Linked DNA regions of Homo sapiens: region 2 is linked to region 1. Evidence: read pairs that join two places in POLR2A ChIA-PET (ENCODE). Cell type or tissue: PC-9. All regions are shown on one strand. Links, peaks and the distances in the headings refer to the core of each region. The heading gives the core; the rest is flanking DNA.

Region 1 (15,358 bases), core at 3,793-7,792:
CTCCTGCTTTACTTAAATTTTTTTTACAAATATGTACATAGAACTTAAAAATATGTACACAGAATACTAAAAATGTGAGGTAATAATAATAACATGTTTCTCAGAGGGATGGTGTGAGGATCAGTAAGATAAATATGCAAAAAATACTGTAGACGCATTAATAATTTCCTTTATTATCTTCATCGTCACACCACCAGACTCCCTGCCTTTGCTCTCTTCCCAACAACACTGCCTGCCGTCAGTGGCGCGGAGTCAGGCAGGCAGTGCTACGGAGTCCCTTCAGAGCTAAGACAGCAGGGATGGAGAGAGCTAAGTGCTGTCAGTTATGTTGGCTAGTGAGGAAGAAGGGGGTTAGCTGCTTCACTCACAATTTTGGAACCGTGTAGCTATTCACCCTGTTTATGTAACAGATGCTAAATAGAAAAGAGATGTCAGCTTGGAAAGCAGAAACCCATACTAACCAACTCTGAAGTGAGAACTCTAATGAAAGCCAAAAATAACAAAGTTCTCTTCTCTGTGACAAGAAAGGGGTATTAAAAATTCAGGCAACCTGAAACAATCCATTCAAAATGGCATAAATCTTCCTGTAACATTTTACCATATTCCTGAATGCAACTTTTTCTACACTCACTCAGGCATGATTGTGATGGAAAGCAAGATGGATGCTATTTATAAACCAATGATTGAAAAAAAAAATTCAAAACTCTGACCGATAGACCAATGTATCCTATATTTTTAGTGGAAGCCATAGAAGGTATAGTTCTGTAGTAAAATACGTCATTTCAGTGATACACAGTTTACATTCATGTTTTTATTTTTTTAAATCATTATACATCTCCATAGGGTTTAGGTCCCCACTCCCCCCCAAGAAAAAGAGACAGAAAAATCACAAACATCCAAAGTTAAAAATTTGTATATAAATTGTATAAATTTAAATTTATAAATATAAATGTATATAAATTATATAAATATAATTTAAATGCCCTGTAAGTTTTCCTTTCAATAAAAACATTCTTACAATTTATATTTATGTAACCATCATTCAATAAGGCTAATATATAAAGATATTGCAAGGAACTCTTTCTTGTCAATGATCTGGAGATATTGCTATTGGCTTTTATTGGTAAGTTTACTCAGCAACAGTTAAGATATATACAGTCCATTGCATCTTTGTTTTGCACATTCTTGTTCAGGGTAATAAAAAGGGCCAAATTCCTTTAGTTAAACTTTTACAATGATATTGTGGCAATATATTTGAAATATTTGTCACTCTCCAAGGAATTATACTGATCAACATACAGCAGACTTTCAAATAAATCTAATTATTTGAATATGTTTATGATGGTTACTTAAATAATATTTAAATATGTAAAGATATGGCTACTTAAAAACGTTGCAGTGTTCCTGTAAAATCAAGGTTTGTTTGACTTTGATCAGGTCTCCTCCGTAAGAAGTTCGTACGGCAGTAGCAGAGCCAAGGGTCTTAAACATTCTGAAGCACCTCTTCCGTTCACCCGAAGATCTCAGGCATTCCGGATGCTGTCTCTCTGCTTTGGAATCCTGCTGAAATGAGCAGAAGTGTGCATGTGAGGAAAGTCAGGAAAGTTCATTTTATTCAGAAGTATGGAAAGGGCTGTGTGGATTTGTTTTAAAAGACCCGTCCTGGACATTGAGAGAGTGCTTTGAATTGGATATTGATATTTTCATTGAAGCTAGAGGAATCTGAAATGTTCACTGGAGTAAAGAGATTATGTTGTGATAACAACAAAAATAAGAAGCAGTGTTTCTCAGCCGGGCACGGTGGCTCACACCTATAATCCCAGCAATTTGGGAGGCTGAGGCGGGCGGATCACCTGAGGTCAGGAGTTCGAGACCAGCCTGACCAACATGGTGAAACCCCGTCTCTACTAAAAGTACAACTATTAGCCAGGCGTAGTGGCGGGCGCCTGTAATCCCAGCTACTCGGGAGTCTGAGGCAGGAGAATCGCTTGAACCCGGGAGGCGGAGGTTGCAGTGAGCCGAGATCGCGCCATTGCACTCCAGAAAGCAAGACTCTGTATCAAAAAAAAAAAAAAAAAGGTGTTTCTTACTACTGTGGCTTATGATGTAATGAAAACATGGTTATTCGCCACCATGGCACACGTTTACCTGTGTAACAAACCTGCACGTCCTGTACATGAATCCTGGAACTTTAAATTAAATTAAGTTAAATTTTTAAAAAAGAAAATATGGTTATTTATCATACGGGAAAGACCATGATGTGTTGACTGGTGTGCACTAGTTGCTAGTGCCCTCTGCTGGACAGAATGAGCATTTCACCAGGAGGGCTGTGGCTGGGCTGTCTCCCTTGTTACCAGCAGTAAGGATGGATACATATTTTTCCAATTCAGATGCTTTTGTTGTAAGACACACAACACACAGCATCTCCCCAAGGACAAAAAAATCCAAACTAAAGACAAGATACAGAGACTCATTCTTACTATGTGATTCTATTAGGAATAATGGTTTTCAATTTGCATAAACTCTGATAGCATTTTCTTTTTACTTACCCTTCCTGCCTTCTTTTAAACAAACTATATAAAACTCCTTACACTGAAATGTATTCCATAGGAACTCTTCCTATTCTTTTTCTTTCACTCTCTATCTCGGACATATTATCTAAAACATTTCTTTTTAAAAGAATATATCTTATACATATTCTATCTATATATATATTTTTAATATATGTTCCAGTTGTAAAATGCATCAATATAGTGTCATTTCAAATCTAGGCAGTAACCATGACATTGCCTTGCTCACCTCAAAAGGCTCCAGTTTATCATAAATGATCAGTAGCCGAGAGTGTGAAATCAAAGCTAGAGAAACATGAAAGACCTCCTTCTGGTGTCAAGTCCTTTGAGGCCAGTTCGGACCAGCAGTCCAGCAGTAGGAAACACAGCAGTGGAGGTGTGCAGAGGCTTGTGTGAACAGTTCACCGTTGTTCACACCCCTTGAGTTTGGTTGTTGAATGGAAGGTTGAAACATATTTCCTCAACTCAAAGCAAAACTAACCTGAAAACATAAATTGGCCCATTTGGGCTTCAAACTTGACTCAAATGTACAAAAAGGGGTTCACAAACTTCAGGGAACCTGATTCAACCTTTTAGTTTGTTAAGAAACCCAGAAGAGAGGGCCTTTATAGTTATCAAAGGTCTGCACGTTACCTCGCCAATGGAAGTGTGCTGTTAATAAAAGCTGCTCCCCCACGTGTCGGGGGCACCAACCCACTGTGCCTCAGAAGTTCCCAAATGTCTGGCATGGTACCAACCTTTTTTTTTAGGCTAAATTTATACTCTATCCAGTTAAACTGTGATGAGCGGAGTGTCAGTTACTTCAGTTAAACAAATAGCTAATTCTGAAAATAATATTAAAATTAACTTTGATAAGGTTATAGACATAAAAACTGAACATATTAAGGTTTTATATCATTGTCCACTTTATAATAATAATTTCAAAAACTTACAGCAAGGACCCTAATGTATTTCATGTTTGCTTTGTACTTTTCTTCGATATATTTGAAAATGTTTGAAAAACGGCTTATACTCCTGTAACATCTGCTAAATGGTCTCATAAGTGTCAGCACCTTCAATGTCACTTGCTTTCTATAAATAGCTAACATGCCTGAAGCTTCTCAAACATCACTTACTTTGTACCTGGAGGTTTGTTTTCCCTCTGTGTTGGAACAGATTTTTTTTTTAATGTATAGGCAACCCTAACACCATTGTTCTATTTTTCATACTTGGAGCTCTTCTTGCCTTTTGTCATATCTGATATTGTTTTAATATGTGGAAATCAGACAAAAATGTCAAAAGAAGAAGAAAACACCAGCAGAGATGTACTATAAATTGAAATATTTTATATCTACAGTAAAAAAAAAACCTTTAATTTTAAAAATGCCAGAAATGATTCCATCAGTATGAAAATAAAGATGTCATGACTAAATAGGAATTTTCAGTCTCTTAGCTGTCAATAATTAATAGATTATTTACACTGGCACACTTACATTTCCCAGCTTTCTGGATTCCATTTACACTTTGATCCTTTGCTCAGCAGCAAATTTAGCATCATTGTGACCTTCCTCTGCCCAACACCATCCGCCCATCAGACAGGGAGAGAGCATCATCTGATATGTGCATTTATTAAGGCAGCAAGCTCCAAATATTGGAAAAATGACAAATGCCAGTGTTTCCTATAATAAACTGGAAAAGAAACAGATTGTTCTTAAGGAAAAATCAATTAGCAAACCCTCTCTACAATGCTTTTCTTAGGAGACAAGATGTTTGCATCCTATGGTGAAGTATGGCTCTTAAAAGATTGTTTCTGATTAAAATCCTGCAGAATTGATAGCACTTTTGCAATGGTTATATAATTTCTTCATATAGAGGAAATCTTAATGTTAAAGATTCACGATGTCTGCTTAATTGTATTGCAAACAATGGTTTAAAATAATTGAAGTATCATTAACACCCTGATCTTAGAAAAGCCTAGATTATGATGAAAAAATGTACATTTAATTAAGTTTATATTTTAAAAAAGAAAATGAAAACTTATTTAAAAATTATGCCCAAGAAACATATTGTGAAAGTCCATACATCATATTAATGGTCAGAAAAAGCGTTATGAAACCATGGAATCTTAAAAATGTATAGTAATCAATGTGATAATATTTGGTGTAGATGCAAAAGACTATTAGTGTGGAAAATCATTTTGAAGCTGATTTTTCCTTTGATGTTGATTCAGGTTTGCATATTAAAAGATTTTGAACTAGGCCAAAATGATGTGGAGCTCCAATATGCAGTAAAGATATAAAGAAGAGTGAAAAATACACACTGTAGCTGCTATGTAAACAAGATGTCAAATATTATTTGTGGATTTCCTTACTAGAAAATGGTTGTGCAGATAATGTGTCAACATTTGCATTAATGATAGCACTGTTAATAATGAAACTGTGCAGGATGAAGCTCTTGGTACCATGTTTCAGCTTGGAATGTATTAGGGGAGGGAGAGGTGTATTTCACCTTTCTAAAAACAAAGACTTCAATATTAAGAATATATTACAAGTACAGTCTTCATGGTGAGTATGCAAATATCATCCTGCTTTCCCATGGCCTCTTTTTAGGCCATATTCATTCAGAATCAAAAAGAGAACAAGGGTTTTTTTTTAAGGTTATATGAGATTGAAGTGACACCTATACTGCTTTTGTGTCGATTTGGAAATTCTAAGCTCTTTTCAAGTGCTCCCCGTTGACCAGTCAGCAGGCCAAAGCTGCTTTTACCTCCCTTGGAAGGCTCCATAGACAAAGACAACCTTTTTTCAGCCAGTGTAGATCTGGTTTTATTGTTACTGTCTCACTCTATGGCATCTAACCAACAGCTAAGATAACTAAAATCTCTAGAATTTATGGAGGGCTTTTATTTCAACGAAAGTACTTTTATATCTATTTTTATTAAAACATGAAAACTTAGGGCTCAAAAGAAATTCAAGTTCCCTGGCCCATTTTTCACCTAGAGGTTCACTCTCATTTGATACGATTCTAAAATGCTGAAAATACACTTTGCCTAGGAAATGAAGGGTTAGAAATGAACCATTTCCAAGACCCCTTATCACTACGATGTTTTCTTTCTATGATTCTTCTTATGTAAGCCTCCAAATGAGATATTCCAAAAAGAACTTTGAGAAATCTCTGGGGTTTTCTTAGCAGACTACACTAATGGAAAGTTTTTCCATTAATCTATCTTCTGTTCCTTGCCCAGAATTTTATAAATGTGTTCAATCACCATATTAATTACAAAGCCACATGTGGGTGTCTAGAACATTCCAGACTCGAAAAGTATTTTCTTCCACCTGAGTGTAATCATGACATGAGCACCTGATCTCGTTTACTTTTCTCTCCAGAGCTGTGTACTTGTCCTCTTTCCAGCCTGACTGTGACTCACAGAGGGAAGAAGAACAAGGCAGGTTTTTCTAGTCCAGGATTTTTTTTCTGCTGTGAGTACGTATTTTTATTCATTGTGGTAGGTATTCAGTACCCCAGCAAATTACATCCTTCATGCAATACCACAGCATAGCAATTTCCTTTGCAAAATTCCTTGGCAGGAAATACTACCAAATGCTAACTTTGTCCCAGAAATAACTGCATATTGGACCATATGAAAGATTCTACACAATATAATTTAACTATGCTTAAAGAAATGGTGATGCCAGGAAAATCGCAAAGTATGAATGAAATTTGAAGCTTAGGATAACTTTCTACCACAAGTTTCCATCCATATGGCAATAATCTTGGGGGGGAAATTACCACTGCATTTAAAAAAGACATCAACGGCTATCTCTCTGGAAGATATGCTTTGCTGGAGGCAGAAAGATGAATGGCGAGTAATATTCTTTCTTGTTAACCTGTTTCACAACATGAAAATATCTTTTTATCAGTGATCTGTATATAATACAGGATTCTACCTAAATGCAAGAAACCCTAGTGTTTCAAGATGATTACAGATAAATAGTAGAAAAATACTGCATAAAGCTGATTTATTACCAGGCAACCCTACAATATTTAGACAACTAAAATAAACCTAAGCAGCATTCCATTTGTGACACTGGCCAACAAAACGGGATGGAGTTTTCACTAGAAGTGAATTTTCAGCTTGAGCTATGACCTCTGAAGAAATGAGATTTGTAATGTAAATGCGAATAGAGCCTCTTCCATGGCAGCTTGAACCCACTGCTATGAAAACACAGAATTACAAGCATCTTTCAGCTTCTTCAGTTTAGTTTTAATTACTGCAGAACAGCCTTCTTCTGCTTCTCTAGTCCTGCCTCTGTCAACACTCCACTCTGAACCTGGATTCTCTGAAGCTTCTGTGTTCATAATATAAGCTCGCTCTTTAAGAAGGCTTTGTTTTGCGAGATTCTTTTTAAATCTCTATTTTCAGCTGGATGACTGTAATTCCCTCCTACCATTTCCTATTCACTCTTTCTTTAAATTCTGCCCAGAGAAATAGATATCACTGTGCTCAAAATACTAAGTTCAAAAATTGCAGTTAGAAAAATGACTCCTGAAGGAAACGCACATCCTTATCCTAGGGAAATCCAACGTTAAAATTGGTGTATTGGGCATCCAAGATGTCTGCAGCCTTTCCCTTCACTGAAACTACTTAAGGCACATACTAAGGCTTTGATTAGCCAGCTTCTCTCTCTACAAAGTCTGTTTCCCAAACCTTTCAACCTCCCCTCACAGGTTCTTCTCCTTGTATCATCTACACCGGTGGTTCTCAAAGTGTGAAATGCAGAATCTTCAGGGTTCCTAAGAACCCATAATGGTTTCAGGGGATCTGCAGGGTCAAACATTTTTTCATAATAATACTAAGACATTTACCTTTTTCATTTTGTTGACTGTTGCATGGATTGTGCAAAAGCAGTGGTGGGTAAGACTTCCGGTGCCTTAGCAAAATCAAGGCAATGGCATCCACTGTATTAGATAGTTATTGTGCTTTTCAGTTGCCTCACACAGTTTTTGCAAAATCCTGTTTCACTTAGAAATATCTTAATAAAAGAGTAAAGATTATTAATTTTATTAAAACTGAATCCTTGAGTACAATATTGAATAATATTATTATTAATTTTTTATTAGAGACAGGATCTCACTATGCCACGTATGCTGGACTGCAATGATGTGATCATAGCTTACTGCAGCCTAGAACTCTTGGACTTAAGGGATCCTCTTGCTTTAGACTCCTGAGTAGCTAGAACTATAGGCATGTGCCACCACGTCAGGCTAAATTTTCTTTTCTGTTTTTGAGAGATGGGGTCTCACTATGTTGCCCAGGCTGGTCTTGAGCGCTCAGTATTTAATAATTTAGATGACAAAATAGGAAGAAGACATGCAGCACTTTTGCTGCATATAGAGATACAAGCTTTGTGTCGAGGGAAAGCATTTGTGTGATTGTTTGGGTTGCAAGCTCAACAAGACACTTTGTGGAACATTATTTTTACTTGAAAGAATAACCGACAAGCTATGATTACTCAATCTTGTGTATTTGGGGGACATTTTCCCAAAAAGAAATAAAATAAGCCTAGCACATCAAGAAAAGCAACTGACAATGTTTGCTGCCATTGATAAAACTAAAAGTTTTGAAAGAAAATTGAAATTTTGGAAACTTGTATCTAAATGATAAGCTTGCTGCTTCCCAATACTTGAAAATTGTTTAATAAGATTGATGATGATATCAATAAGTGCATTTTTTATATTACATAACAAAATATGTTAATATTTGGAAGATCTGCGTAACTCCCTGAATTTATATTTTCAAATGACCATTGAAAAATGTTGCAAAAGTCATGCAAGGGCAAAACAGCTACTCAAAATTAAAAGCAGACCAAGGGATTTTAATTAACAAAATATGAGAAGTTTGTTTAATGTGATTTCAGCTTTGGCATTGTAAGTAACTTTTAATAAACAACCACTTGCTAAGTTTTGGTGAAGTATCAAAGAGGAATATTCACAGATGATGATCTTAACAGACTGTTAAAGTACTCCCCTTTTTCCACTACATAGCGGAGAACAGATTTTCTTCATATGCTTCAACAGGAGTAACATATCCAAACAGATTAAAAGCTCAGAAGCAGGCCTGACAATCCAGTTTTCTTCTATGGAGCCAGACATAAAAGATATTTACAAACAAACAACGCAATATAATAACATTAGTCATTAATTTTTCTTGTCTTTGAAAATGTGGTGTTTTTTGTTTGTTTTGTTTTGTGTTTTTTTGAGACAAAGTCTCACTCTGTCGCCCAGGCTGGAGTGCAGTGGCACAATCTCAGCTCGCTGCAACCTCCACCTCCCGGGTTCAAGAGATTCTCCTGCTCAGCCTCCTGAACAGCTGGGATTACAGGCGCCCGCCATCATGCCTGGCTAATTTTTGTATTTTTAGTAGAGGTGGGGTTTCACCATGTTGGCCAGGCTGCTCTCGAACTCCTGACCTCAGGTGATCCGCCTGCCTTGGCCTCCCAAAGTGCTGGGATTACAGGTTTGAGCCACCGTGCCTGGCCTGGTTATGTTTTATAACAACATTTACGTTAGCATGTAATGGGGTTCGTTATTGTAATTTTTGAATTAATAAATATGTTTAGATTTCTCAGTTCTAATTTCTAATATGATAAGTATAGATTGACATAATCCACATAAACAAAAAATCAGGAGAGTTCTCAATAATTTTAAAAAGTATACAGAAGTCCTGAGATTAAAAAGTTTGAGAACTGCTGCTGTACACCCATTCGTTGTCATTGTATTCTAGTAGGCTCATTATTCAGCTACCTTGCTTTCTTTCAGACACAGAGTCCTTAATGTGGGGTCCTAAGTGGATTTTAGAGAGTTCACAAAACCATAATACTTCACAGAATTTCACTTAGGTATATTTTTTTCTAGGGCAAGAGTCATGAATTTTATAAGGTTCTCTAAGTCATGAGGAATCACTGCTAAAGTCAGGGATTGTATCTTCTCCAGACTCTGCCTAGACTCCATGGCACCTGAGGACAAACAGTATGGAAGTCACTGGGTTCTCTGGTGTCAAGAAAGAGTGACTTAATTTAACAAAATTAAATACTAAATTGATTTACTTGTTCATATTATGCGCAGTACTCCATCCAGGAGCCAGAGCGTAAGGAATGGACAAGGTATAGGATGAAGCTCTAATCATAGTAACTCTTCCTTTAGCTTTCCTCACTTTCCTATGGCCTTTCTTCCAGATGGATGGGATACCTTTCCTTTTGCTTCTCTAATGCCCTCTCTGCACATCCTGTGATGCAGCATAAGTTCATGATTATCTTCCCTGCTGGACTGTGAGCCCCTGGAGAATAGGAGCTATGCCTACTCATCTTTGCATCCACTGTGACTGCCACAGTGCCTGGGATATAAGAAATGCTCAACTATTATCTTTTTTAATGCTGTTAGTTTACAGTCGGAAAGAAAAAGCAGAACACAAATAACTATCATAGTAATGTAAACAATGTGTCATAGTGGCTTAGATTTGGATCGCCTGGATTCAAAGCCAAAGTTCTGCCTCTTAATACTTTAGTGACCTTGGACAAACTATTCTTCCTCTCTGTGGATCAGTTTCCTCATCTGTAAAGTAGGAAAAATAATAATGTCTACCTCATAGCATTGTTAGGAGGTAATTTTTATGAGAATAAAAGAGGTAATTCTTATAAAATTCTTAGAACAGTGCCTCCACATAGGTAGGCCTCTCTTGGTAAAGAAGATGAAGTCATTCATATCTGACTAAATAGGCAACATTTGAGTAAAGTGCACTTTATTCCAATATCATTTTAATTATCATTCACACTTTAACACATGTTTGAGGATAAATTTATAGAAGTCAATATCAGGTAGTAATCAGAGGTTCATCACCTTTTCATTTGATATCTGGCTAATCTCTGATAAGTTTTCTCCTCAAGTGACATGGTGTAGCATCATAAGGCGTTGTGCAGTATCAAATGTTATGCACAAATAGGTACCTAATGGTGGGTTTAAGGATGTTGCAGCAGTCCAAGTTCTTTCATTTTCCTGATTATAACTGCATTTGCATAATGTATGAATTCAAACATTATTGCTGTTAAATAATGCATAAATATTCTCTCATGCTGAAATATGTCTATTTCCTCTCCATGAATTCTGTTGAGTATATCCTTCAGTTGTTGTTCTAGTTACAACGTACTTGGAGATCCAAATACATCAGAACCATGACTGGGGGAAATGTCATAGTCAGAAAAATGCATATTCTCAGAACTGTAAATGAAGTATACATTATTAAGTGTGCCAGGTTTTTCCCTCTTCGGGGTGCATTATATTTGGAATCTAACATTTTCTATTTTAGAAATGGCAAATACTTCCTGGATCACCTGATAATTAGAAGAAATTTGCATGTCTAATAAAAATGTCCTGGAAGGTCTCAAAAAAAGAAGACAATTTTTTGTTTGTTTTCTTCTGTTTTTCCAAAGTTAAATATAAATATGAACATGATCATATACTTTAGAGATTTTCTTGCATACTAGGAAATACTATCTAAATTATTAGAGGCAATGATAATTGGTATGAACTCCCACTTCAACTTTACAGCTTTAAATTTTCCATTTAATGTACGCTCTATGATTCTCTTATGGAAACCGCAGCTGCTTCTTTGTTTTATAAAATATATGTTTAAAACAAAATATGAGTGTGTTTATTTCTAAATATATTGTCTATTTTTCTTTCCCAAAAAGATGACTTGCCTTTCCAATTTCCTTTCACTTGTAAAAGAGATATAGCCTAGGACTTAATTTAGAATTGACTGTAGTAGATTCTCTTGTCTTAGTCTATTTTCTATTTGCTGCTAGTATGAAATAATCAAGTGATCAAAACAGACCACATTTTAAAAATTGTATCTTATTTTATGATTCAACATTATGATGCCAAAAGATGTCTATCCCCATATTACGATTGCTGTAATGTTACTCACACACATGCAATCACATACACATATGAAGAGAGCCTATTTTCTCTGTCAGATGGATTTTCTGTCACTTCCCTATTCTATCCTCTACTTACTACTGCTGATAAAATGGCGTGGTGCATTCAAATGTCTAATAAAAAAAAGGATGTGCCTTTAAGAGAATGCATTTTAATTCTAAGCATTTCATTATAGAAAAAGATAGCTCTGAAATGCATCATAAGAACTTCAAACTTTTAAATGAGAAATTCAAATATATTTTATTTGAAAATTGAATATACCTGTATAATAAAAAAAATAAAATGGACTGTGACATTGCTTGTCAGTTTCACACATGGAACTCTCAAACAAATATTTGCTAAAGAAATCAATTTCATATACAACAAGGCTGTTCATTAAATATTTTCCACTTTGCCGTAGATTGTATGCAATGGAGCTATCAAAGCATGAGATAAGAGCTGCAGAGCCCTAGCTCTGGGCACTTCAGATTTAGAGAGTGCAAATTTTCAGCACAAAAACTTGAACCAAATTTGTTTCTTTCTCAACCTCTTTAACGAACAATTCTAAAGCCTATGGAGCAATTGATTTAAAAACAACAACAACCGTAGGAAGCAGACCACTGGGCATGGAGATCCAAGGACACCTTCCATTGGAGAGATTGGGCTACAATTTGGAAGCTTTAAACTCCTGCTCATTTCTCTGCATAGTTTATGCCCATAGGATATGTTACCTACCTAAATCTTAGTAAACAGAGGGAACTCCTTAAAGCTGCATGCTCAAACATTAGATTATCTTCAATGGAAAAGAGGTTTTATAAAAACTTCAACCCAAATTCCACTTGTAAACCCAGGAAAAGAGAAGACCCAACATCCACCACATCCTCAGATCCACCAGACAAACCCCCAGCCTTAAGTGGCCGAAAGAATTGGAACTTCAGCATTTTACTCTTTACTCTTTTTTTTTTGAGGCTGGATCTGGATCCCAGCATCTTGACAGCCTGGATCTCAACACCCAGGCTGAAGTGCAGTAGCACAATCATGGCTCACTGCACCCACAAATGCCCATGCCCAAGCCATCCTCTCGCCTCAGCCTCCTGAGTAGCTGGGACCACAAGTGTGCATTTTACTTTTATCAACTATAAAAACTTGATCCAACCAACCAAATGGCATAAGATTTGGGGGAGCGTTGCTGTTTTTATTGAAGCATATTAGATAGTACAAATAACTTTGAAACTCAAATTGCTTCTGTGAGAATGCTATGGCAACATGGGGAAGTTCTGCAAGTCTTGTAAATCTTATATCTTGGGTGTTCCCAGAACCTTTACACTGTTTTGTAAGTCTCTCCACATTCATTCAATTTGATGACATTTTCTCTACCTTGCAAAGTCCCTCAACCAAAAGAGCTTATTAGTAGAATAAACCTTTTGAAAGACACTAAATTTCCTCAAGGTGCTAGAAAACCACACATAACCTGAGTCTATTGATTGCAAAATTACTCTGTGAGGTCTGAATATTGTGCTGGGCCCTAATGTCCCAATTGCCTGCACTGACAAGTATTCCTGACTCAAGGTCTTGGGTAGATCAAAGCCCTGGTGACACTTGCACTCCGAATGCTGTCTCCCTTCTCGCCCTGACTATAGGTCCAATCTCCAGCTCTTACTCATTTAGGCAGTTTCTCTAAGGCTGAGATAAAGGAGTGTTTAATCAGAAAATGTATTAACTAATTGGTGAAGCCTATTATAAAAATCCCCCTAATTACTCTGTGGTGTCAAGAAAAAGGGCCTGTCAAGAGAGTATCAGTGCTACAACTGTGACAGCAAAAAGCAACATTTGGAAGTGCTCCTCCCTTGGGCCTTTTCTTTGATTTTTGCCTTTAATACTGATAAGAAGTGACAGTAGTTGGATAAAACAATCAAAACTTGAGTTGAAGAGCTTATAAACCTTCTGACACTTCAATAAACCAAACGCCAATATGAAACTAGCAAAATGGTTTTACTTTAACTCTGGCTAGCCACACACCACAGACATGACATCCATTTGCAGAGCTCTGAGCTCTCTCCTTGATATAATATTTTACTAACTCTCATTTCACATCTTTTAAATAAGAAATAAATGCTAAATTCTACCAAGAGAAATAAAATCTTTTATAATCTTTTAGACAGTTGTTGTCATCCCTCAGGAGAGCTTTATGCCTGCTGCTAAATGTCTACAAATCAATATTTAATATTTTGAAACATGAAGTCTTAATTATCTATCTCCCCTTTAAGCGTGAAACCCATACTGAGTGAAAATAAAACCATTTGTTGGCTGATGGATTGATTGCCACTTATTAGCACTTTTTTGATCTGCAGGTCAGATTACAGGGCTTCATTCCAGACACATACTATACCTTATCATTTATGCCTTGACGTATGAATGAGTAGAACAGAATATGGTAACTCAGGGCTATGTGAAGATCTTTTTCACTTTGGTTTATTGGAGTAACACTGACAAATTAAGAAAGAAATAATCTTCAAGTCATAACCATTATTTATGTTCCAGACAGACTTTTTACTCTTAGGTACAATAACAATAACAATACAAATTCTAATGCCCTATGTACAAACTAGAACACAAAAGAGAATTGTGTATATCTCTCCCTACCAAGGAGGAAGGAGGAAATTGTATGATCTTGATCAATTGTGTAATGTTACAAAAGCCCCAATTAAGAAAGGGGGAAAACCCATGGGCTTCTGTGCACCTTTCACCTGCCTATACTTGACCAGAAGCCTTAACTACAACAGAGCTGAACCCTGAGAAGGTCTTCTGCCTCTAGAAGTAAAGAGGCCACAACTAGACTGGTAATAAGCTGAATTGTCTTGGTTGTATTTGTCCAAAACATAAGCAGGAGCTTCCTGAAATGAAACACATGGTTAAGTGGGGAAAGGCTTTGTCCACTTTCTAGAACCTGTGAATGTGACCTTATTTGGAAAAAAAAGGTCTTTGCAGATATAATTAAGTTGAAGACCATGAGATGACAGCATCCTGGACTATCCAGGTGGGCCCTAAATCCCATGATAAACGTCCGCATAGGAGTCACACAGGGTAGAGGCACCCAGAGAGAAAGAGGAGAAGGTCATGTGAAGACAAAGGCAGAGGCTGGAGTTATGCAGCCACAAACCAAGCCATGCCTGGAGCCACCAGTGGAGGAGGCAAAGAAAGATTTCCCCCAGAGCCTTCAGAGGGAATGCAGCCCATTGACACCTTGATTTTGGACTTCCGGCCTCCAGAACTGTGAGAGAATAAATTTCTATTCGTGTAAGCTATAAAGTTTGTGGTTATTTGCTGTGGCAACCCTGGGAAACGGATACACACGGCATGAACACAAGAAGACTTAATGGGGAGCTGATGAGGTAGACAGGCACAGTGACAAATGAGCTGTACTGACTGGTCCTAAATTCAGCTGGGATGAGAGTTCCACAAGTGTTTAGAGGCCTCCCTCAAATTACATCTTTCTTGTTTACCTCGCTTTCTCTATCATTAACACTTTTTGGTCCTTTTTCCGTGTAAATGCACTACATGCCTATACTACAGAATAATGGGATTGTATAGCTTGGGTTTGCACATCAGCTCGGCCACTTAACCTTAATCATCACTTAATCACTCTGAGCCTGTATTCTATTATTTATAAGAAGAAGTTAATAATATCTCCTTATAGGTTTGTTGTAAGATTACAGATATATTTGTAAAGTATTTAATACGGTGCCTGGAATACCATCAATGCGCAATAAGTTATAGAAAAAGAAGCTGCTTTTTCTTCTACACAAGAACAGTAGTGTGTATTAAATTTGGACAGT
Region 2 (15,358 bases), core at 5,336-9,335, 620 kb before region 1:
AAGGGCCATGATCATCTCTCTGGGTCACTTTTACCTTCCGCCTGTTTAGCACCTTGGGTGCTACCTATAAAAGATTCAACCAATAATTGTGGAATGAATATTTACTGGAGGGAATCAGCACCGAAGGCTTTCTAGCATTACACGGGCTAATACCTTCCAAGTTAGATAAATATTATAACAGTAGGCCTTTGAAGGTTCATCTCATAATTATAGGCAAAATTTCTTGGAGAGATGGAATAATAAGTAATATATGATTAGATTATGCAAAGTTTTCAGGATTGATTCTCTTACCAGGGGTAATACCATGTAAGGACTGGGAACTTTTGGCATTCATAGAAGTTTCAGTGTTAATCCTTTATGGCCATTGCTTGGTTTTGTATACATCAAAAGAGGAGCCAAAATATTGCAGTGCTAACACTCATGAAACTGGAAAGTCAGGAGAGTACAGGTCCAATATCATTATCTACTTTAAGATACAGGTTTTGAAAGGTTAGGTCTAGCACATAATTTTTAGCCAATATGAAGAATTTAATATTGGCCCTAATTTCTTGAGTAATTGTCTTCTTTCTCCTACACTGTCTCCCCTAGTAAAAACTTCAGCCACATTTGGTTTCTTTAGAGTCAGTGAAGATTGAGGGACAGGGACATTTAGAGATGTCGTCAAATATGTGTGTTATTTAATGGTCATGGACTCTTGGGTGTAATTTGGAAATAGCATGGTTTGTCAGTAAAATGCCTCACCATTAGGCATGTCAACATGTATATGTCTGATGGTGCAGTCTAATTCTCATTCTCTGAGTGAGGGAAATACAGAACAATATGAAGTTTACTTATCCTTTAGTGACAAATATGAATTATGACAGAAGCCAGTTACATTTAACATGGTTTATTAGTCCATTTTCATACTGCTGTGAAGAACTGCCCGAGACTGGGTAATTTATAAAGGCAAGAGGTTTAATTGACTCACAGTTCAGCATGACTGGGGAGGCCTCAGGAAACTTAACGATCATGGAGGAAAGCAAGGCACCTTCTTCACAAGGTGGCAGGAAGGAGAAGTGCTGAGCAAAAAGATAAGAGCCACTTATACAATCATCAGATCTGTGAGAACTCACTCACCATCATGAGAACAGCATGGGGGAACCACCCCCATGATTCTCCCTTGACAGGTGGGGATTATGGGGATTACAATTCAAAATGAGAATTGAGTGGGGGCACAAAGCTTAACCATACACATGGAATTGTTTGAGACCATGTATATTATGTGGTTAGTAACCAAGAACTATATGGTTAGACTCAGGAATGTTTTAATCCACAAAAGTAGGAGACATCATCCAATAGACTCTGTAGTGACAAACACATCCCATTTCTCTAATGTAGAGGTTTTCAAACTTTAGGGTGCATTAAGTCACCTAGAGGGCTTGTTAAACACAGATTGCTGGGCCCTGTCCCTAGAGTTGCTGATTCAGTAAGTCTGGGGTGGGTCTGAGAATTTGCATTTTTAACAAGTTTCCTTGTGATGCTGAGGTTGCTGGTCCACTGCTCTGATGTATCATCAACATGCTTTCCAGCTGTCTAATTAGAGTCACAAACAGTGTGCTGTGTGGAGGTACTTTCCATCTTGGCTAAGAAAGCATTAATACTAAAGGATATAGGTTTGATGAAATGAAGATATGCAGGCATCATCAGCATATTGATGTAATTCTGATTCCAAGTGTCTTTCCAGCTCCCTTGTGGCCTCACACACATGCTAAATAGGATGCTACTGACAAACTAGCGCTTCTCAGCCATGGGTCCTTAGGGAAACCAGCCAATCACTCGACACTATCCTCTAAGAAGATGAGGGAAAATCTGTTAATAATTCCCTCCAGTACTTTCTGCAAGCTTAAATAGGTGAGATTAAATTTCACAGGATAACAGAATCCCCCAAAATGCTGGTATTAAAAGCTGTTGACAGATCAGATAGAACTGCAAGGATGCTTTAGGCAGTTGGGAATCCCTAAAAGGAGGCATGAAGGTCAGAACTCAACAGACCTGCTAGAGTTGATAAATTTAAAGGATAAGGTTAGAGAAGGACTTTATATTTCTTATTAATTATTACCGAGAAGAGGATGGTTTCAAATTTACTTTTAATAGCACAATCCCACACACAAAGTATATTTCAAAGATCTGTTATTTACATATTCAATTTTCCAATAGGAGCAAAACACGATTGATCTTTAATTCTGCTGCATTTTTATGGGGCCTGCATGCTACCCCTGGTACGCCTTAGCTTCCCTTTGTTTGTTTGTCAAAATGGTAACTGATTTAACTTTGGTATGTCAGTTTTTACATGTTTTAGCTATTGAGAGGGTTAACTGTTTTGATAATTAATGCTACTTTATTATTTTAATTAGAAAAATAACAATACCGGATTGCTCAGTCTGTTCATCAAATTTTTCTTCATCTGGTACTACAACTTTGAAATAGCACAACATTTAAAAGAATGTGCCTTTTACCTGATTTTTTTCCACCACCACACAGCATACCCCATAATAGATCATTTTTGTGGCATGACCTATAGGCCTCTTCTCAGATATTTTTAATGTCAAAGGACCATGTTAAAGCTATGTCTATGGATAGTTTTGTCATCAATTTCTTATGGCTAAACATGCTTTTTTTTTTTTCTTTTTTTTTTTTTTGGAGATGGAGTCTTGCTCTGTCACCTAGGCTGGAGTGCAGTGGCGCGATCTCGACTCACTGCAGGCTCTGCCTCCCGGGTTCACGCCATTCTCCTGCAGCCTCCTGAGTAGCTGGGACTACAGGCGCCCACCACCATGCCCGTCTAATTTTTTGTATTTTTAAGTTCGAAACGGGGTTTCACCATGTTAGCCAGGAGGGTCCCCATCTCCTGACCTTGTGATCCGCCCTCCTCGGCCTCCCAAAGTGCGGGGATTACCGGTGTGAGCCACCGTGCGTGGCCTAAACATGTATTTTCTACAGATAACTGATGTTTTCTAGTTTTAATTTAATTACAACAAATATGAACCTGGGACTATTTTTAGAAAATAGCCCCCATAAGCTGACAAATTTAATTTTATTTACTAAAAGTGATGCTTACAGCAGTTCTTCAACGTTTGGCACCTGCACGTCATTTGAGTTGGTGTTCTTCATGGAAGGTAATCAGAGACATGTTGACATGATTTGCTCTCTGAAGGTAGCTGAAAACGAACACTCACACAAAATCTTCTCTAGGCACAAAAAGCTAATTAACAGTAGTTAGGGGCTCCCCTGGTACTAAGATATTAAAGTACACCTTTAAGACTTTATGATGACAGGGGGATGACACATTCCAAGGATCTGTATATATTTATCTTTTGGAAAGTTGTGAAACTTCAGTGTAGTATGAAAAGGTAGAATGGAATAGTCAAAAAGGAATTACAGTTGGAGCACTTGGTTCTTGATTTACATTCTAGTCTGAGTATGCCCATCTATAAAATTAGTGTTGTAATTATATGCTTCTTAAAGTTTTTTCCATTCCTCATTTTATATTTTTAACATTCAGAGAAATATATATGAATGATGTGGAATCTGGACAGGAAGGCTCTATTTCTTCACAGAGTGACAGCTCTATACTGAAAATTTTAGAAATGTGTATAAATATTACACTTAAAACAAATTGCAATTAATGTATCCCCAGCCAATTGGTGAGGTAAAATCTACCATATTCAAGACATGAGTATAAAGAAACTGACAGGTGAAATTGTCAGAATTCTACAGTACATGTGATAATTCAGATGGTGAGTGGAAAAAAAAGAAGACTGCAAATAGGCCAGGAGCCAACAAAAGCTTGTGCCCATTTAAGATTACATATTTTAAAAGCATAACTATTTTCAAAATTCTGAAGGAGGTTGTTGCATTATGTTGACCAGGAATATCTGAGGAGCTGAAAATTATATGCTTTTAAGAAATCTTTACTAATCTTCTATATATATTTTTTTCACAGCATATATATATATATATATATATATATATATATATATATATATATATATATATATGTATGTATGTATTTTCACAGATAAGCCCACAGATTCATTAAAAGTGAACGTTTTTTACCTGGTGTGTCACTGTCAGGCCTTATTTAATAACAACAAGTTGTTATTACTCTATTAATTTTTTTTTCATTTTAGTAGTTTGTAATGAAAATTGTATATAAGACTACTTTATTCCTGCACCATCTCTATCGTTTCTATCTTATGTTTGTCCTGTTCCTTTCCCACTTGGTGAGATTTGGCTTTCCATTCAAGGATCTTTTGTGGGTTTTTTTCACTTCCAACCTAATAACCACCTTGCTGGGGCAATGCCCAAACGAATAGTTGTCCTATTAGCCCAGTCTTTTTCTGCTGCACCCGTTCAATGTAAATGACATAATTCTTCCTGTAACCTTGGACCACTTTGCCAACTTGCTGAACTTTTTAGTGTCCTCACACAACCTGAACTTCATCATCCTTTCAGATGGGCATGGATCAAACATTGTACTTCTATCTCAGCTCTTTGGAAAGAGGGAAGACATAATTGTTCTGTGAACATGGGAAGGTGCATTGAAATACCTTTTATGGTTCTTTCTTGCTGTCAGAAGTCACAAAGGAGTTGAACTTCCCTTTGGCCACTGCCTGGCAATAATTGAAAGTGGGAAGAGATCTGTATGCTCTACTTCATTCATTTTTAGGTGAACATTAGAAGCCCCTCTTCATTTAAAAATATTCACCTCCGCTTTTCAATATCTTTTCTTGTCCTATAAAATGAAAATATTAAAAAGTAATTTGTATAATCTATTAAACACACATTAGTCAATGTATATGCTATTCGAAAGACATAAATGAAAAATACACATGAATTAACATAAAAACAAAGAATTGTCATTGTTTTAAAAGTGATTTTTTAAAAAATTTTAAAATTTTTTTCTAAAATTCTAAATTCTAAAATTCCATTCTACCTTTTCATACTATACTGAATTTTCACAACTTTCAAAAAGATAAACATATACAGATCCTTGGAATGTGTCATCCCCCTGTCATCATAAAGTCTTAGAGGTGTACTTAATATCTTAGTACCAGGGGAGCCCCTAACTACTACACGTGAACTCATCCTTCAAGGTCTGCTCCAAATGTCATTTTCTCTTGAAGGCTTCCTTAGTTCCCTACCAATTTAATTTCTCTTTTCTGTGGGCTTTTTATGCTTCCTGCTGTTAATAGAATTTATCACATAGGGTACTTATTACTTTATACTTATTCCATAAACTGAAATACAAGCTTCTTTATTGGATTGATGAATTCAACTTGGTATCTGACTCAACATATAGTGCAGCCCTTGATTCAAGGTGGCAGACCAGTGAGGCATGTTGAATTAGCCAATATATTAAAAGCATTGAAAACTTCATAGGAAGACTTTAAGTTAATATGAAATTTTCAAAATATATAATTTTACGTATGTACATACAACTCAAAATTATTTCTGATAGCTTTTAAATAAGTACACATTTTATTTTATTTCTTTATTATTATTATTATTATTATTATACTTTAAGTTTTAGGGTACATGTGCACAACGTGCAGGTTTGTTACATATGTATACATGTGCCATGTTGGTGTGCTGCACCCATTAACTTGTCATTTAGCATTAGGTATATGACCTAATGCTATCCCTCCCCCCTCCCCCCACCCCACAACAGTCCCCGGTGTGTGATGTTCCCCTTCCTGTGTCCATGTGTTCTCATTGTTCAATTCCCACCTATGAATGAGAACATGCAGTGTTTGGCTTTTTGTCGTTGCGGTAGTTTGCTGAGAATGATGGTTTCCAGCTTCATCCATGTCCCTGCAAAGGACATGAACTCATCATTTTTTATGGCTGCATAGTATTCCATGGTGTATATGTGCCACAAAAATTAATTCAAGATGGATTAAAGACTTACATGTTAGACCTAAAACCATAAAAACCCTGGAAGAAGACCTAGGCAATACCATTCAGGACATAGGCATGGGCAAGGACTTCATGTCTAAAACACTAAAAACAATGGCAACAAAAGCCAAAATTGACAAATAGGATCTAATTAAACTAAAGAGCTTCTGCAAAGCAAAAGAAACCACCATCAGAGTGAACAGGCAACCTACAGAATGGGAGAAAATTTTTGCAACCTACTCATCTGACAAAGGGCTAATATCCAGAATCTACAATGAACTCAAACAAATTTACAAGAAAAAAACAACCCCGTCAAAAAGTGGGCAAAGGATATGAACAGACACTTCTCAAAAGAAGACATTTATGCGGCCAAAAAACACATGAAAAAATGCTCATCATCACTGGCCATCAGAGAAATGCAAATCAAAACCACAATGAGATACCATCTCACACCAGTTAGAATGGCGATCATTAAAAGTCAGGAAACCACAGGTGCTGGAGAGGATGTGGAGAAATAGGAACACTTTTACACTGTTCGTGGGACTGTAAACTAGTTCAACCATTGTGGAAAGTCAGTGTGGCTATTCCTCAGGGATCTAGAACTAGAAATACCATTTGACCCAGCCATCCTATTACTGGGTATATACCCAAAGGATTATAAATCATGGTGCTATGAAGACACATGCACATGTATGTTTATTGCGGCACTATTCACAATAGCAAAGACTTGGAACCAACCCAAATGTCCAACAATGATAGACTGGAATAAGTACACATTTTATTTTAAACTGTTAAAAAAAATATTGCGTCACATTTTTATGTCAATCTAACATTAAAAGTAGACTGAAAAAAGTAAATTATCCCTAGTTTTCAGTCTCTTAAAAGATACCTGAGAACTAAAAAAAAAAAAAAAAAGGAAATACGAGCAAGCAATATATAAAAAAGCAAAAAATAATAAAAATTACTAGAATCCGAGAGTATTAGCAGGTGGCAGAAAACAGATGATCCTAATTTGTAAAGAATTTGTACATGGAGGCATTTTAAGATTAAAGGAGGAACTACAAAGGCACCAAGTTACACAGAACGTAGTTTTGTGAGATACTCCAACAGCTGCCAGGGAGGCTTGAATCCATCAAAACCTAAGATGAAGAAAATAGGTGTTAGGTTTAAGAAAACGTCATCATATGTAACTAACCTGCACATTGTGCACATGTACCCTAAATCTTAAAGTATAATAATAATAAAAAAAGAAAATGTCATCAATAGTAAATGAATAGTGTTTAAAAATACTCTTTTTGGTCAGGCGCAGTGGTTCACGCCTGTAATCCCAGCACTTTGGGAAGCCGGGGCGGGTGGATCACGAGGTCAGGAGCTCGAGACCATCCTGGCTAACACAGTGAAACCCCGTCTCTACTAAAAATACAAAAAAATTAGCGGGGTGTGGTGGCGGGCGCCTGTAGTCCCAGCTACTCGGGAGGCTGAGACAGGAGAATGGCGTGAACCCGGGAGGCAGAGCTCGCAATGAGTGGAGATCACACCCCTGCACTCCAGCCTGGGCGACAGAGTCAGACTCCATCTCAAAAAACAAACAACAACAACAAAAAATCAACCCTTTACTTGTTAAAAGAGATGTATTTAATGATAGTTGTGTCAAGCCATTTTAAGCCTCTAAATTATTCCTTACATTGCATATCTGGGTTTTGCAGCACAATAGTGACACAATAAAATTAGTAAGGACTCAGTTAAGGGACGACTATATTTATCCAATGTGTAGTACAACTCTCATTTGGTTAAATGTTTCTTTATGTTCAAGATTCTTCAACTTTAAAAAACTTAAAATGAAAACATTCTATATGTGAATGAAGCCTGTAATACCATACCAGGTACTAAAAGAAGGAATGTCAATTTGTGGTCTCAGCAAACTTTTTTTGCCTAATTAAAAGAATAATTGCAGAATTTGCTTGTACAGGCCAGAGATTAATTAACATATAAAAATTGTTCTGCATTTCACCACTCAAAATAAAATAAGTCAAAAATTACTAAATATTAAAAAACTGTTTAGTAAATTAAAGAATATGAGATCAAGTGTGAATGGGCCGAGTTTGATGCCTCTTCCTTTACCCTCCTTCATGTCCTTGGTAACCAAGATAACTAGAAGATTGGATTGTGAAATCAAATTCATATGAATTAAATATCACTCTGTATCAAACTTTATTATTAACTTCAAGGATACAATTAAAAACAAACTCAGGTAAACAAGAAGTGCAGGACCACTGCCCACAGATTTCCTCAGGTTCTATCTTGCTGCATTAGGATTTGCTCTAAACCAGATTAACATGTGGTCTCTAAGTCATGTAAGTAGCTCCATCACTTAGGTCAAAAAACTTGTTTCACTTATGAGACATCTAATTTATACTCAGATAGTTATGTAACTTGCATTACTCTTTATAGTGATCTATGCCCCCTAAATTCACGTTTCCAGGTTTGTTTACTATAGCAATCCTAAACTAACAGATACGCCATGCCAAAAGCATTCCATTGGTAAGGACTCTTCCACTTATAAATGACAATAGTTTGTTTCCCAGTAGGATGTTTACATATTACATAGAGCTTTAACCAAGCTGCTTTCCTTCTTTTCTTCTTGAGATAAACTCCTTTACCCTTCCACACCCACTTCTTCAAAGAGAGAGAATGGATTCCATACAAGAACTTCCTAGTAACTAATTCCTTTCCAGTGATTAATTCCTACTTTTCTTTCAAGATTAGCTTATATAGCACCTTTTCCATGCTGTCCTTTCTTTTTTTTTTTTTTTTTTTTTTGAGACAGGATCTTGCTGTGTCACCAAGGCCAGAATGCAGTGGCGTGATCACAGCTCATTGCAATCTGAAACATCTGGGCTCTACAGATCCTCCCACCTCAGCCTTCCAAGTAGCTGGGACTACAGGCAGATGCCACCATACCTGGCAAATTTTTTAAAAAAAATTTAGTAGAGATGAGGTTTCTCTATTTTACCCAGGCTAGTCTTCAACTCATAGCCTTAAACAGTTCTCCCACCTCAACCTTCCAAAGCACTGAGATTATAGGCCTGAGCTACCATGCCCAGCAATGCTGCCCTTCCTTGATCTGCACTACTGCTAGGTGAAATGCCCATTTATGTGCCATTCAAGTACACTGCCTTTACACATGACAAAGATTCCTAACTTGGCCAATTTTTTTTTTTTTTTTTTTTTTTTTTTTTGAGACTGAGTCTCGCTCTGTCGCCCAGGCTGGAGTGCAGTGGTGCGATCTCAGCTCACTGCAACCTCCACTTCCCGGGTTCATGCCATTCTCCTGCCTCAGCATCCTGAGTAGCTGGGACTACAGGCGCCCGCCACCACCCCAGCTAATTTTTGTTGTTGTTGTTGTTGTTGTTGTTGCATTTTTAATAGAGACAGGGTTTCACCGTGCTAGCCAGGATGGTCTGGATCTCCAGACCTCGTGATCTGCCTGCCTTGGCCTCCCAAAGGCCAAATTTTAATCAGGCTCCTAAACCTTCTCCAAGGCCCACCTGTGTACTTCCCCATAAAGTGCAGTTTTAGCAAGAACCCTCCATTATCAATATCTGATGACACTTTTTATCCCCCAAATGCGAGTTAAACTCCAAATACAGAATGCGGAGGTAGGAAGTAATAGCCAAGGAGTAGGTTGCGGGTTAGTAGATAAAATATTACTGAAAGGAAACATCAAGGTAAGGCTTAATCCTGTTGGCTAAATCAATCTAACAGGATTCTTGCAGAAGACAGGCGAGGGTAAGACATCACCTGGGTCATAGTGGAGGATGAGGTACCTGATGAGATATTGAAGATGATTAGATATCAAGGGTGAGGGATTTTGCTAAACTGACTTAGCAGGGTTATTGCTAAATCTGGATTTTACAAAAAAGCACACAAGTGGGCTTAGGAAAAGGTTCAGAAACCTGACTAAAGTTGGGTCAAGCAAATAATGTTTGTCATACATTATTACCTACAAATGCTGATTTTCTGCTTCTATGAGATTTTTAAGGCAGAGTTTATTTTAACTGTAGCTCACAGCACTATTTTTGTACATAATATTTAACAAATGTTTGGTTAGATTTATGCATAGAGCGTGCTCTTACCACATGGCTCTGAATGTTTCTGGTACATCCAATAATTTAACAGTGATGAAATGAGATAATATTTTCTAGGTTTATCACTGGCCAAAGTGGACTTCTAAACAATTTTGCTTCTAAATAATATTTTTAGGTTTTTGTGTTCATATAGAATGGATAAATGGTCAATTAGTATTAGAGGGTAACCTTTATAAAGAATGTTGTTTCTTCATATTGCTTCTCAAACTTTGGCTTATTAGAAGTTATTCCAGAATTTAATATATGCTGGTTTTGAGCTCTGCTCATTATACTTTATAACCTATTCTTGCTTTGCCTATGTGCAATCTAAAAGTGAGTTGACATCATGCTTTTAATTATAGAAAATTAAGTTGTTTCATAATTTCTAGAGTATGATGCCTGTAATATTAATCAGACCAAATCATCGCATTACATAAAGTTAATCATTAAAATGATGATCATTATTGCAAGTTTATAGCATGCTATTTTTATTTCACTCAGCATCAGCCACATATCTTTCCTGAATATGGAGGTGAAAATCAAAGCTGAGAATTTTTTTTAACTTTCCCACTACTGTGTAAAAAGAAAGTGACAACCTGATTTGTCAAATGTAAAAAATGGACCCTTATAGCTGCTTACTACTTTATTGGTGGAGACTAGGAAAAGAGAGGTTGGCATGTTTGCTTGATAAACCAGTTGTCCCTCATAAAGACATGCTCCATCAAACAAATAAATATATATGGGTGCCATGAGGAGAAGCATTCATATCCAGATTCAGAGTTACTGATTATTAATGATTATTGACAAACATTAGTTGTTAAAAGGCACTAACACTGACATGTGTGAATTACTTGTCACAGAAGGCTGGTTAATTTAAACAGTAACGCTGCATGTGGTTAGACCACAGGTCAATTTGGTCCATGTTTTCTGATAGCAGCATAACTTGACAACTGATGAGGAACACCATTTGCTTTTTTATTTCAACCTCGCAACATAGGATGATCTGGGCAGGTAGCATGTCTTCTGCTGTGTCCTGTTACTTACATTGGGATGGATGTTTAATAGCCATTCACTCAGTATACTACTAGTTGGTTGTACTTTCCTTAATTTGAATGTTCTTCAGATTTTCATAATAATTTGTCCTTCATTCTACTAAACAAAACTGTATTCAAGGTCTACTGTGTGCCAATCATTTTGATAGACACAGGTAGGGCTGTGACCAGTCTTGATGCCCTGTCCTTCCATGTGACATTCACTTGATGCCTCTTCGTTGGCTTATTGACTGGCATATATTCTGATTTGCTGGGTGTCTATCTTAATGTTCATGGGCTTATACTTATCAATTGTTGACTATTTTAATATCACTCTTGGACATAAAGGATAGAATGTTAAATAAGGTATTCTTCCTCTAAAGAGTGTTGAGAACGAGTTTACTATCGAACAAACTTATTTAAATTCTGTTAGTTTTTAAATTTTGTATCTTAAGATAATATGTTCTGTGTATCTAATATCCACTTTGTGAAGTAGTACTTTTTTTTGTTCTAAATTTACTCTTTATCTGGATTCAAGGTGTCTCTATTAACTCGTTTACAGTATTGGGTTCATAAATCCATCATGTGGTTCCTATATTTCATGATTTTATAGTACCTGTAAATGAGCTTAGACTGGGAAGCTTGAGTCTCCTCTTCCCACAAAGGGAACTATGTCTAGCCAAGCCCTTCACCTTTCACTTTAGCTTTTCCTTTTCCACTTTGCTTTGTTTGAGGTTCAGCAACTAGAATCATACAGTCTCATTATTTCAAATATACTACAGTTGTTATTCTTGGACATAATGAAGATCACATAGGATTTCGTTTCAGCCAGATCCTAATTTCAGATAAGTTTTTTCATCCCTTAGTGTATTTTTGGCTTCTCTGAGCCTCAGTTTCTCCTCTGTAGGAAGAAAATAATGCTTGTCCACAGATTTTTTTTTTCTTTGTGAGGCCAGCAAGCAGCAGTGTGCCTAAGGCTGTATGCTAAATCTGTAAAATCATGATGATGCCCAGTGCGGTTTTGGCTTTTTGCACCACAGCACGGAGACAAAGTCGGTTTGAAGCTAAATACTTTTTTTTTGTAACAAATATATGGGTGTCATAACATTTTCTGTCTGAAGATTGAGTTACAGGTAAAGCATTATATGTATTTTCTGTGTGAAGATTAAGTGAATTACCTGTAAAGCACTTAAAAGAATACTTTTAAGTGTTATAAATACTTATTACCATTATTATTTATCTTCTTATAAAACAAGATTTATGGCTGGGCGTGGTGTCTTACGCCTGTATTCCCAGTACTTTGGGAGGCTGAGGTGGGCGGAACACTTGAGGTCAGGAGTTTGAGACCAACCTGGCCAACAGAGTGAAACCCCGTCTCTACTAAAAATACAAAAATTAGCCAGGCATGGTGGCGGGTGCCTGTAATTTCAGCTACTTGGAAGGCTGAGGCAGGAGAATCACTTGAACTGGGGAGGCGGAGACTGCAGTGAGCTGAGATCTTGCCACTACCCTCCAGCCTGGGCAACTGGCAACAGAGCGAAACTCCGTCTCAAATTAATTAATTAATTAATTAAAATAAAATAAAAAATAACAAAAATAATAAGACAATACTTATAACAAGACAAATAATAGATTTGTTAAATAGTGAAAGTAAATCCTTATAATGTCCAAAAATATTTCAAAGTATATTTCACTTCACATGTAATGTCAATTTTAATTTAGGATCTTTAAGATGAGAGCATTCCTTCAATGATTGGGACAGGCTCAAGATGGAAATAAAGATTTTATTACTTACAGTTCCTGAAGGGGTACACATAATGCACAGAGGCCACACACACGGAGGTTAGGAGTGCATGGAGAGAGAGAAAGAGAAAGAGAGAAAATGGGACCTGCGGGCCAGTGCCTTTATTTATGGGTCCAGGGCGTTATCCAAACAGGTTTCTCGTGGGAAATTTTAACTGGTTGGTTTAAAGCAAGCAGGCACAAGTTCCAGGACGTCAAGCATTGACTGAGAGGCAGTCACTGTGGTGTGTCTGCACAGTCCATGCAGGGTGGAGGGTCAGCAGGACCAGTCCAGCAGGCTGCATCTACTCGTTTCATAGGGATGTGGTGATCAGGGAGCAGGTGTATAAGGGAAATATCTTGATCCACCACACTGAGAAACGGGGGTGCTGCAGGGAGGTAGAGTATAGAATTGGAAACTATGTGTGTCAAGGGTGACTGAATCTTTCTTCTGCTATAACAAAGTCCAGCTTATATTTAAAATAGATGCCAAGGCAGCATAAAATGATAAGCATTCACTATACAAGTTTACCCTGTGTTTTCATTGTCCTAGTATTTCCCTATTTCCCAAGATAAATCTTAACATGATCTCACTCTCCCAATATTAATACTTTCCAAACAAATATATATATGCAAATGATATTACTATTTTTTCTTTAAACAATTTTCCCTTTCTTATGTAAAATGGAAAATCTAGCTATCGAGCTAAATAGCAGAAGTGGTGTGATTTATGTCTGCTGCTTAATAGTCTAGTTCTACATGTACTAGTGAGTGAAGAAAATCTCCAAAGTTTCAAAAGCAAAAATGCAGATGAATCTCTGTGGGGTCCAGTGCTCATGCCATCCCCAGTGCACTGTCGGATAATTGGTAAGAATGCCAGATATTTGAATACATGTAATCAAACCTGGGGCACATAGATGAGCATATGCTAAAGCCAGTTTTTTTATGTTTGTAACTATATATGGTTATACAAGGTCCTCAAAAATCAAAACCATGGTGAGAACATTACTAAACATTACTAAAACATGCTTAGGCATTCAGTGATTAATAATCTTTATTTTAAATTCATAGAAGTTTTTGATTTAGTCATGTCCAATTTTTTGTTTCCAAATTTAATGCCAAATTTGCCAAAATATATAAGAGATTATCTATATGTAATAACAGATACTGTAGAGGTATTAATAGATAGCAAAGATAGAGTGGGATCAAACAGATCCTAAATCGATCTGTAAGACATATTCCCAATAGGTACAGCATAGTTCAGTGTTTCATTTCTGCCCTCCACAGAAAACAGTACTGTTACAGGTACACATTGTATATTGATTTATTCAAACCATAAACATTTGGAGTTGTTATTCAGTCAAGTGTGGCATTATCATTAAAATGTAGCACCACTTGACATTTTGAAACACAATAAACTGGTTTATATTGATGAGTTATAAGGTGATATGTGGCACAAATATGACAAAAGCGATACAGAAAACATATTTTACATATTGGAATCATATTTATTTTGTAATTTGAATTATTCAAGGAATAATTTGCCTTCCAGAAATCATACATTTTTATTTTGTAGAAAACTAAAGAGGAGTCTAAGGTTTGTCTTTGTGCTGCCTTTTACTAACCTTTGTTATTGGGCCACCTTTCTCTTGAAATCACAATCTTATTTCTAAGTGATATTGAATAGCTGAAGAATGATTCAGAGAAAAAAAAAGTGAATTCAGAAAATAGCAACTATGAGTACATAGCCTTCTATATGCTAAATTCTGCTTTAGGCATTTTACATTTTGGAGTTGTTTTAAGTAACACCACACATACCGATTAATGAGATGGTGTTCTCCCCATTTTATATATAAGGAAACTATCCCAAATAAGCAGCAGAGCAGTTTTCAAATTTGATTCAATTCCGCTTACCTCTAATCTTCCTGTCTGAGGAGTGAGCAGTTTTATATCAACTGTTTTGTATGTTTACCAGCATAACATCCCACATGTTTTGTTTTATATTGCTAATTTCTTGATTTTCATAATAAAAAGGGAAAGACTGTGTAATAATTTTTATGTGGTTCCAATTTTTAAGCCTTTAATGACAATATTAAAAATATCCTAAATAAGACATAGATTGAATAGCTTCAAAATAATGTATAGTATAGATCAGTGTTTCCCAACCATTTTCTTCTTACCCTTTTTGGGAGTATCTTTAGATTTTTTTCTTAATCCTCCCTGCTATGATTTTAATACCATAGATATACTGTATAACTGTTTACATACTTTAGCTCTTCTTGAAGGGACAAGACCATTATGATATCTGAGGATTTTTTTCTTTCCCCCAAGAATTAATTTTTGCTCCCTAGGGGCAATATTCCTGTCTTTGAAAATGCATCATAGAGAACAAGTGCTGAGCCAGTCAGCTATAATCTAATAAAGACAGTGGTTAACAAAGTATCATCTGTGCACTAGAAGCATAGCATCACCTTAGGCATT

What was found. Peaks named below come from ENCODE experiments on the same cell type or tissue, not always from the same donor. Only the 100,000 strongest peaks of a DNase experiment are listed, where the experiment ranks them.
Region 2: POLR2A ChIA-PET joins it to region 1 with 6 read pairs; 1 of 35 experiments calls an interaction of 5 or more read pairs at or near these places.

Annotation. Positions count from the first base shown.
Region 1 is chr1:96,953,680-96,969,037 of GRCh38, reverse strand. No RefSeq gene overlaps it. Among named protein-coding and RNA genes, the nearest start is that of DPYD-AS1, 130 kb to the left of the region's middle. In PC-9, for the core only: no CTCF peak of the experiment used is centred there; a DNase peak (open chromatin) is centred at 5,957.
Region 2 is chr1:97,575,145-97,590,502 of GRCh38, reverse strand. All of the region lies in intron 10 of DPYD (dihydropyrimidine dehydrogenase), which reads left to right. It also overlaps the pseudogene RPL26P9. Among named protein-coding and RNA genes, the nearest start is that of DPYD-AS2, 210 kb to the left of the region's middle. In PC-9, for the core only: no CTCF peak of the experiment used is centred there; no DNase peak of the experiment used is centred there; H3K27ac peaks cover 637 bases.